Linked DNA regions of Homo sapiens: region 2 is linked to region 1. Evidence: chromatin contacts called from ENCODE Hi-C or POLR2A ChIA-PET data. All regions are on one chromosome and are shown on one strand. Each heading gives the region's core, a stretch centred on a gene start or an enhancer-like site at or near the end of the contact. The rest is flanking DNA. Distances are from core to core; before and after follow the strand shown. Region 1 holds the start of GTF3C4 (general transcription factor IIIC subunit 4). Region 2 overlaps AK8 (adenylate kinase 8).

Region 1 (4,035 bases), core at 1,041-3,540:
CACTTTATGATTTTAATCAGTCTTTCTGTCCTGTAGTCCTCTTTTCTAAGAGACAAATCAACTATCCTAGAAACCAGTTTTCAGTTACTGCTTAAGTTAATTCTAGGGCATCTTACCCCTCTCTAGCAATGGGATTATATCAATGAAACCGATTTTCCTATCCCCCTCCATTGCATGGGGATGAAAATCTGTCCCATTTTTGAAAGCTCTTCAAAAAAACTCCTAGTTGCCAGTCCTCATTCCTGAAACAAACGAACCTTCCTCATGGCGACCAAAAGAGTTAAACTCAAAAATATCTGAAGAGACTTATTCTGAGCCAAGTATGAGTGACCATGGCCCATGATCCAGCCCTCGAGAGGTCCTGAGAACATGTGCCCAAGGTGGTCGGGGTGCAGCTTTTTTTTTTTTTTTTGAGACGGAGTCTCGTTCTGTTGCCCAGGCTGGAGTGCAATGGCATGATCTCGGCTCACTGCAAGCTCCGCCTCCTGGGTTCACGCCATTCTCCTGCCTCAGCCTCCCGAGTAGCTGGGACTACAGGCGCCCACCACCACGCCCAGCTAATTTTTTGTATTTTTAGTAGAGACGGGGGTTTCATCTTGTTAGCCAGGATGGTCTCGATCTCCTGACCTCGTGATCCGCCTGCCTCGGCCTCCCAAAGTGCTGGGATTACAGGCGTGAGCCACCGCGCCCGGCCGCGGCTTGGTTTTATACATTCTAGAGAGGCATGAGACATCAAATACATTTCAGAAATACACTGGTTTTGTCCAGAAAGGTGGGACAACTCAAAGCGGGGGCTTCCAGGCTATAGGTAAATTTAAACATTTTCTAGTTGACGGTTGAGTTTGTCTAAACACCTGGGATGGATACAAAGAAAATGCTCAGGTTAAGATAAAAGATTGTGGAGACCAAGGTTCTTTTCAAGTCTTTAGTGGCTGCCCTTAGAGACAACAGACAAGTGTTTCCTATTCAGATCTTTGAAAGGTGGTAGACTCTTAATCTCTTTAGGATTGGGAGGGCCTGGAAGAAAAAGATCTAGCTATGTTAATAGAGATTCTTTGCAGATGCAAATGTCCACCCCGCCCGCCCCCCCCAAAGAACAGCTTTGCAAAGCCATTTCAAAATGTGGCAAAGAAACATGTTTAGGGGTAATATTTTAACTTTCTTCTTTGTCACATAATGTTAGGCCAGAGCCAGTTTGGAAAGTAAGTCACGATATATAGGGTTAAATGAAAGCCATCTGATGAGAATTTATGGTTTGTAGGGCATGACTCTTCCCAGACAGGAATGTGGGCAAGATAAAAAAAAAAATCAGAGCTTAGTCCGCACTCAGTCGAGGAAACTGGCTTAGAGAAGTTAAGCTTTGGCCTGGGACTTGCGCCGGAACTTCAGGTCCTACCTTCCACGGGAAACAGCCTCTAATTCCTTCCTTTACTTTTCTAGGCGCAGGAGCCAGCTCCCCGCCCCTCCACACCGCTCCACTCCCCGCTTCCAGGCGCATCCCTGCGGGTGGTGTTCCGGTTAGAGACACGTGTTTCGGCGCAACTTGTCCCGAAGCTGCCCGGTGTCTTTCTCCCGCTTAACTCCGTGAATGACTCGAAACCCGACTCCAAGGCACGGCTGCAGCTCGCGGCGCGCCCACAGCCGGGCCGCGGGTGGGGACGGAGCTGAAGCCGGGTCAGAACTCACCCGACTCGCCTGGGCTGGGGGACGTCTGGAGAACGTCCTGGGGTTGTCGAAGAGCGAACCGTCGGCGGCTGCCATGGTCTGCGTGGGTGACGCGTGGTGCAGCAGCGAGCCCGGTGCGCAGACTGCTGGGCCCGGGACCCCACGTGGGACGCGCGAGGACCCTGCGCCACCGCCCCTTCCGGGTCCGGAACGGCTCCAGCTGTACGGACTCGTCCCGAGGGGAGCCGGGGACGGCGGCACCGGGCGGGTAGGGACAAGACTACCGCGCGTGCCCCCGCCTGGTGGCAGCCCCTCTCTGCGTCCCTCGCGGCCTGGCAAAATTACATTCGGCCGAGAGTTCACGCTGGGGAAGCTCTCTGAATGCCTCTGAGAAGCGAGATCCGGCGCCATCTCACCGACGAGCCTCCCCTTTACCGCCCCGTGCGTTTCCTCAGCACTTTAGGAACTAAAGCCTGTCTGGGTAGCTCCCTAACAGGCTCTGGAGCTCAATCCCTGGGCAGGGAAAAGGGGGTCCTCGGGGCTCCCCGCTCGCTGTCCTTTTTCTGGACAGGCAGTTCCTTGGCCACCTGGTAGGGCCGCGTTGCCTGGCAACGGCGGGGTCCTTCTTGGCTCGGCGGCGCTCGGGGCCTGAGGGGAGAAAACCGCCGCGGAGGGCGCTGGGGGTGGCGGCGGCGGTCCGGGAGGTGGTCGCGCGACTGCGTGGAGCGCCAGGGCGTCCGACCTCTGCACCTGAGAGAAGATGAACACGGCCGACCAGGCCCGGGTGGGGCCCGCGGACGACGGGCCTGCGCCGTCTGGGGAGGAGGAGGGAGAGGGGGGCGGCGAGGCGGGCGGGAAGGAGCCAGCAGCGGACGCGGCCCCGGGGCCCAGCGCTGCATTCCGCCTCATGGTGACTCGGCGGGAGCCGGCCGTGAAGCTGCAGTATGCGGTGAGCGGCCTGGAACCGCTGGCTTGGTCCGAGGACCACCGCGTGTCTGTGTCCACGGCCCGCAGCATCGCTGTGCTGGAGCTCATCTGCGACGTGCACAACCCGGGCCAGGACCTGGTTATCCACCGCACCTCGGTGCCCGCACCGCTCAACAGCTGTCTCCTCAAAGTAAGTCATCCCCCGCCATCCCTGGGGTCTTCCCCTGTCCCCCTCTCGCGGCCGCATCATCCGTCCCAGGGGAATCCGATCCCACACTCTGTCCGGGGATTTCCCTCTTCGCACCGAGCGCTGGGGATTTATTAAGCAGCCAGGGTTACCACAGCTTAAAAAAAAAAAAAGAAAAGCTCTGCAGCTGTCTGCACCCTGTTTCCCCAGGTCACCCGCCGCCGCAAACACAGGTACACACCCAGGGGGCTTCCCGGAGTTGAGTCCCAGGAACCCCTCCTTCGCCCCTCCGTCGGGCCCGCACATGGAGCGGGTTACTCGATGGTGCTTTCTGAGACTCCACCCCCTGTAGATCCAACCCGGGGCCTGCCTCTGTCGTTGCTGCTATTGTTTGGGGCCGACTTTCCGAGGTTCTTGGCTGGCTTTGTCTACTGTGTGTGTCCTCCTCTCGCGCCTCTTTAGCTTCAGAAAAGAAAAACTGGTCCCATCCATTGTCTTAATTGTTTCAGTGACTTTATTATGAATGGTCCTCGCCTCTCCTTGGGCAAACGGGTAAATACTGGATCTCGGGGTTTGTACTTTAGTTTTTCTTTACTAGCTAAACATCTTTGGGATGTTGAATGAAAATAAAGATTCGAAACAACTACCTATCTTAAACTTCAAGCGCAAGGTCAAGTAGTAAGCCATAGCGTTCCTTTTAGTTGCTTAGAGGTGTAAAAACTTTCCATATATCCTTGATAGAGGTGTACGCTTACATGTGAACTGTCAGTGTATATTCATACATTCAATAGATATTTGAATACCATTCTGCTTGGTGCTGCCCCATGTTCTGGAAATAAAGCAGTGTACAAAACAGAACCCCTGCCCTCATGAAGCTTACATTCTTTGGCAAGTCAAGCACAAATGATAAGGTCCTGTCAGGTAGTGATAAGCACTGTAAAGATGTGTATCCGCACATAGAGAACATGTTTATGTGTTCGTAAACTCTTATTTTGGAAAACCATTGAAAATATGAGTCATTAGCTATAGGTAGGGTGCAGATAACCCTCATCACTTTGTAGCATACTTAATTCAAGTTTCAAACATCTTTCTGTTGTTAGATTGTTAGTCAGCTTGTATGACTAAGCTTCCTCTAAGATCTTCTTGAAGAAGATATGAACACATTTGTTCAAGTGTAAACAAATCAGATAGACAGATGCAACCCTATGAAATTGAGAAATACAAAAGGAGGGAGGCAGAAGAAAGGTGATTTAAAA
Region 2 (4,204 bases), core at 340-2,839, 180 kb after region 1:
TCAAAGAGAGCCAGGCATGGTGGCTCATGCCTATAACCCCAGCACTTCGGGAGGCCAAGACATGTGGATCACTTAAGCACAGGAGTTTGAGACCAGCCTGGGCAACATGGTGAGACCTTGTCTCTACAAAAAATACAAAAATTAGCCGGGCATGGTGGTGCGCGCCTGTGATCCCAGCTACTCAGGAAGCTGAGCAGGAGGATCGTTTCAGCCCAGTTTAAGATCAGCCTGGGCAACATTGGGAGACCACGACTCTACAAACAATAAAAATGAAAAACAGATGGGCATGGTGGCATGTGCCTGTAGTCCCAGCTACTCAGGAAGCGGAGGTGGGAGGATTGCTTGAGCCCAGGAGGTTGGGGCTGCAGCGAGCCATGACCGTGCCATTGCACTCCGGCCTGGGCAACAGAGCAACACCCTGTTTCAAAAAAAAAAAAAAAAAAAAAAAAAAAAGATTGAAGAGAAGAAAGGAAGACTCCCTTGAATGCTTCCAGCCTGGTGATCTGCTATGCAAGAGTCTAATCCAACTTGGCAAATGCATAAGAAATAATGGATAATGGATTAAGGCACACAGCATTTTGTATGGGAAAATGCTGGCCCATTTCCAGTCACTCGGGCCATCTTTCCCTCCCCTTTAATGCTCTGCCAAAAGATTGTTTGGCACTTCCTAGGTAAAAGAGGTGGGAAACCTTAAAAATAGTGACCGACTGATGGGTCAGTTTTAGGAAAAGTTCCCGTGAGGTTGGTTTGACACTCTGAGTTAAGAGTGTGAAATTGGGGTAAAGGACTGGGTTTTCTGGTTCCTGCCTCACTTCTGGCTGCCATTCCCTCCAGCCTAAGACGGCCCCTCCACAGTCCACTCCAGTCCCCTTCACTAGAGGCTTCAGGAATCACTTGACTCTCCCGCCCTGGTTTTTCCATCACAACCCTTCTCACCATCTGCCTTGCCTTGGTCATGTTTGACTCTGCCTTCAACTGCAGATGGTGAGCCCAAGGCAGGCAAGACCATCTTGCTAGAAGTGGGGGGTGCTGAGGAGGAAGGTCTCGGGTGTGGGGAAGGGTCCTGGTAGTGAAAACCATGCAGGGCCTGCAGGGGGCACTCAACTGGAGATGCAGAATCAAGTCGCCGAGCTTGGAAGTCAGGTGACTGGGAGGGAACTTAGTTAAAATGAAAGTCTATGGGGAAGCTGGCCTTTCTTCTAACACTCCTGTTTGCTTTTTTTTTTTTTTTTTTTTGACACGGAGTCTCACTCTGTCGCCCAGGCTGGAGTGCAGTGGCGTGATCTCGGCTCACTGCAACCTCTGCCTCTTGGGTTCAAGCGATTCTCCTACCTCAGCCTCCTGAGTAGCTGGGACTACAGGCGCGTGCCACCACGCCCGGCTAATTTTTTGTATTTTTAGTAGAGACGAGGTTTCACCATGTTAGCCAGGATGGTCTCAATCTTTGGATCTCATGATCCGCCTGTCTCAGCCTCCCAAAGTGCTGGGATTACAGGTGTGAGCCACTACGCCCAGCCGGAAGTTTGCTTTTTATTGAGAGCTCAAGAGAAAGGGCAGAAATGTTTTCATGATCAATGTGAAAGTGTTACTTAGAACAGGGGTTGGCAAGCTACAGCCCGCGGGCCAAATCTGGCCTGCTGCCTGCTTCTAAGATAAAAGTCTTTCTAGAGCACAGCCGTGCCCTTTTGTGTCTGTGTTGTGTACGGCTGCCTTTGTATTACATCAGAGCTGAGTCGTTGTGACAGAAGCCATATAGCCTGCAAAGCCTCAACGAGTGTCTCTCCATCCTTTTCAGAAAACATGTGTCCACCCCCGATTTAGAATAGCCTCTGGGCTCTGGATATCTGCCCACACCTGGGCAGAAGACCATCCACTCACAGTGAACAATTTGAGACAATTCAGATGTAAACACACTGTTCAGAGCCAGTGTTGCAGCCCGGCCGGCAGGGTGTTTGTGATGGAGATCCCATGGCTGAGGGCCATGCAGAACAAGCTCGTGAGAACTGCTACTCCCTCGCCAGCATGCTGGAAAGATTCCTGCTTCAGGTTTGGGGCTTCCCAATCAATATATTTTTGAGACAGGGTCTTGCTCTGTCACTCAGGCTGGAGTGCCGTGGTGCGTGTCGGCTCACTGCAACCTCCTCCTCCAGGTTCAAGCGATTCTCCTGCCTCAGCCTCCCGAGTAGCTGCGATTACAGGTGCACGCCACCATGCCCAGCAAATTTTTTGTATGTTTAGTAGAGACAGGGTTTCACCATGTTGGCCAGGCTGGTCTTGAACTCCTGGACTTAAGTGATCTTCCTGCCTCAGCCTCCCAAAGTGCTGGGATTACAGGCATTAGCCACTGCATTCAACCCTAGTACATTTTTTTTTTTTTTTTTGAGACAGGGTCTCACTCTGTCACCCAGGCTGGAGTGCAGTGGCGTGATGTCGGCTCACTGCAACTTCCACCTCCTGGGTTCAAGCCATTCCCCTGCCTCAGCCTACCGAGTAGCTGGGATTACAGGCACCCACCACCATGCCCAGCTAATTTTTTTTTTTTTTTTTGAGACAGAGTCTTGCTCTGTAGCCCAGGCTGGAGTGCAATGGCATGTGTACGGCTGCCTTTGTATTACATCAGAGCTGAGTCGTTGCGATAGAAGCCTCCTGCCTCAGCCTCCCAAAGTGCTGGGATTACAGGCGTGAGCCACTGCATTCAACCCTAATACTTTTTTTTTTTTTTTTGAGACAGGGTCTCACTCTGTCACCCAGGCTGGAGTGCAGTGGCGTGATGTTGGCTCACTGCAACCTCTGCCTACTGGGTTCAAGTGATTGTCCCTGCCTCAGCCTCCCAAGTAGCTGGGATTACAGGCACCCACCACCATGCCCAGCTAATTTTTATATTTTTAGTAAAGACAGGGTTTTGCCATGTTGGCCAGGCTGGTCTCGAAATCCTGACCTCAGGTGATCCGCCCGCCTCGCCTTCCCAAAATACTGGGATTACAGGCGTGGGCCACCACGCCCGGCCAATTTTTTGTATTTTTAGTAGAGACGGGGTTTTGCCATGTTGGCCAGGCTAGTCTAGAACTCCTGGACTCAAGCAATCCTCCTGCCTTGGCCTCCCAAAGTGCTGGGATTACAGGTGTGAGCCACCATGCCCAGCCTGGCCCTAATACATTTTCAAGTGAGAGACAGATGGAGAAAGAGAGAGAATCTGTAGGTGCATTTAAAAAAAAAAAAAAAAAAGACACAAGTTCTGATTCTGGGAGACAGGAAATGTGCGCCACCCGCCTTGTCAACCCCACTGAAAGTAGCTGTAATACATTCATAAAACACACAGGGCAGCTATTCGAGGACTCAGAAAGTTACCCAGTAGTAGGCAAGTTGGGGGAAAAGACTAGAATCCAAAATACCACCAAACCAGTATCTCCTGGCCTGGCCTTAAGGCAACCTGAAGGCTGAAAGTGGGAAGCAGATGGGAGAAGAGCGAGCTAGGAGGGGAGATACCTCTGTGGGGTTTTTCTTTTCTCTGTTTTCTCACACTCCTGCCTCCAGGCAGTCCTGCGGTGACTGTGGTGGCACTGCTGTGTCAAAGGGGCCTGCAGGTGCCTGAAACACTGAAAGAGGGGACCCTTCTCCAGTCCCAAGAGAACAGGGCAAAGCCCTGTCAATCCTTCCTTTCTCTGTCCTCCCACCACTTGACCCTGGTCATGGGTGCAGTCCCAGGAAGTGAGTGGCAGAGCAGGATAAATAACCTCAGTTTTCTGGCCAAAATACCAAAAAGAGGAGCACCAGGGAACTAGGAGTTATCAGGAGATGACAGAGAGGGGAGCTCAGGGAAGTAACTAAACACAGTGTTTGATGAGATCAAAGGCTCACCCCCAAGCTGTGCACGTGTGGGCCTGACCCTAAACGGCATTTCAGAGACACTGAGACATGAACTGTGGCCAGCTCACTGCCAAGTCCCCAGGTGCCCCTGGGTGATGTGCACATAGCACAGAGCTGCATGGTCGGTCACTGCACGGCACTGCAAAGTTGCTGAACACAGGACTGACATGGAAACCACACTCTGAGAAGCCTGGCTGGAACATGCAACCTGAACCCAACTGAATCAGTCATCTGCTAAGACAAAAATAATGACATTTGCCATAGGATTTAAACAAGACCCAGAGCCTCATAACAATATTTAAAATGTCCAGGATACAAAATTACTTAGCGCAGGGAG

The links. Hi-C counts contacts between places; a loop is a spot of excess contacts on that map. ChIA-PET counts read pairs that join two places held with the same protein, here RNA polymerase II (POLR2A). Pooled maps may share reads with other maps.
Region 2: a loop to region 1 is called in a pooled map, with 2.9 times the contacts of the local background. The contact joins the enhancer-like site here to the promoter of GTF3C4 in region 1. A Hi-C loop is called at or near these places in 2 of 50 pooled maps. POLR2A ChIA-PET finds 5 or more read pairs at or near these places in 4 of 52 experiments (B cell, K562 and WTC11).

What each region holds. Positions count from the first base shown.
Region 1 is chr9:132,668,174-132,672,208 of GRCh38, forward strand. GTF3C4 (general transcription factor IIIC subunit 4) reads left to right here and starts at 2,291. Exons shown (of 5, transcript NM_012204.4): 1 at 2,291-2,782. The coding sequence starts at 2,426. DDX31 (DEAD-box helicase 31) reads right to left here and starts at 1,810. Exons shown (of 20, transcript NM_022779.9): 1 at 1,687-1,810. The coding sequence starts at 1,761. RefSeq lists enhancers at 1,667-2,534, 2,220-2,299 and silencers at 1,880-2,029, 2,450-2,579.
Region 2 is chr9:132,847,691-132,851,894 of GRCh38, forward strand. All of the region lies in intron 5 of AK8 (adenylate kinase 8), which reads right to left. Among named protein-coding and RNA genes, the nearest start is that of AK8, 28 kb to the right of the region's middle. Within about 2 kb of position 1,590, at least 3 of the 41 ENCODE cell types and tissues checked have a DNase peak (open chromatin) inside an H3K27ac peak, as active enhancers do.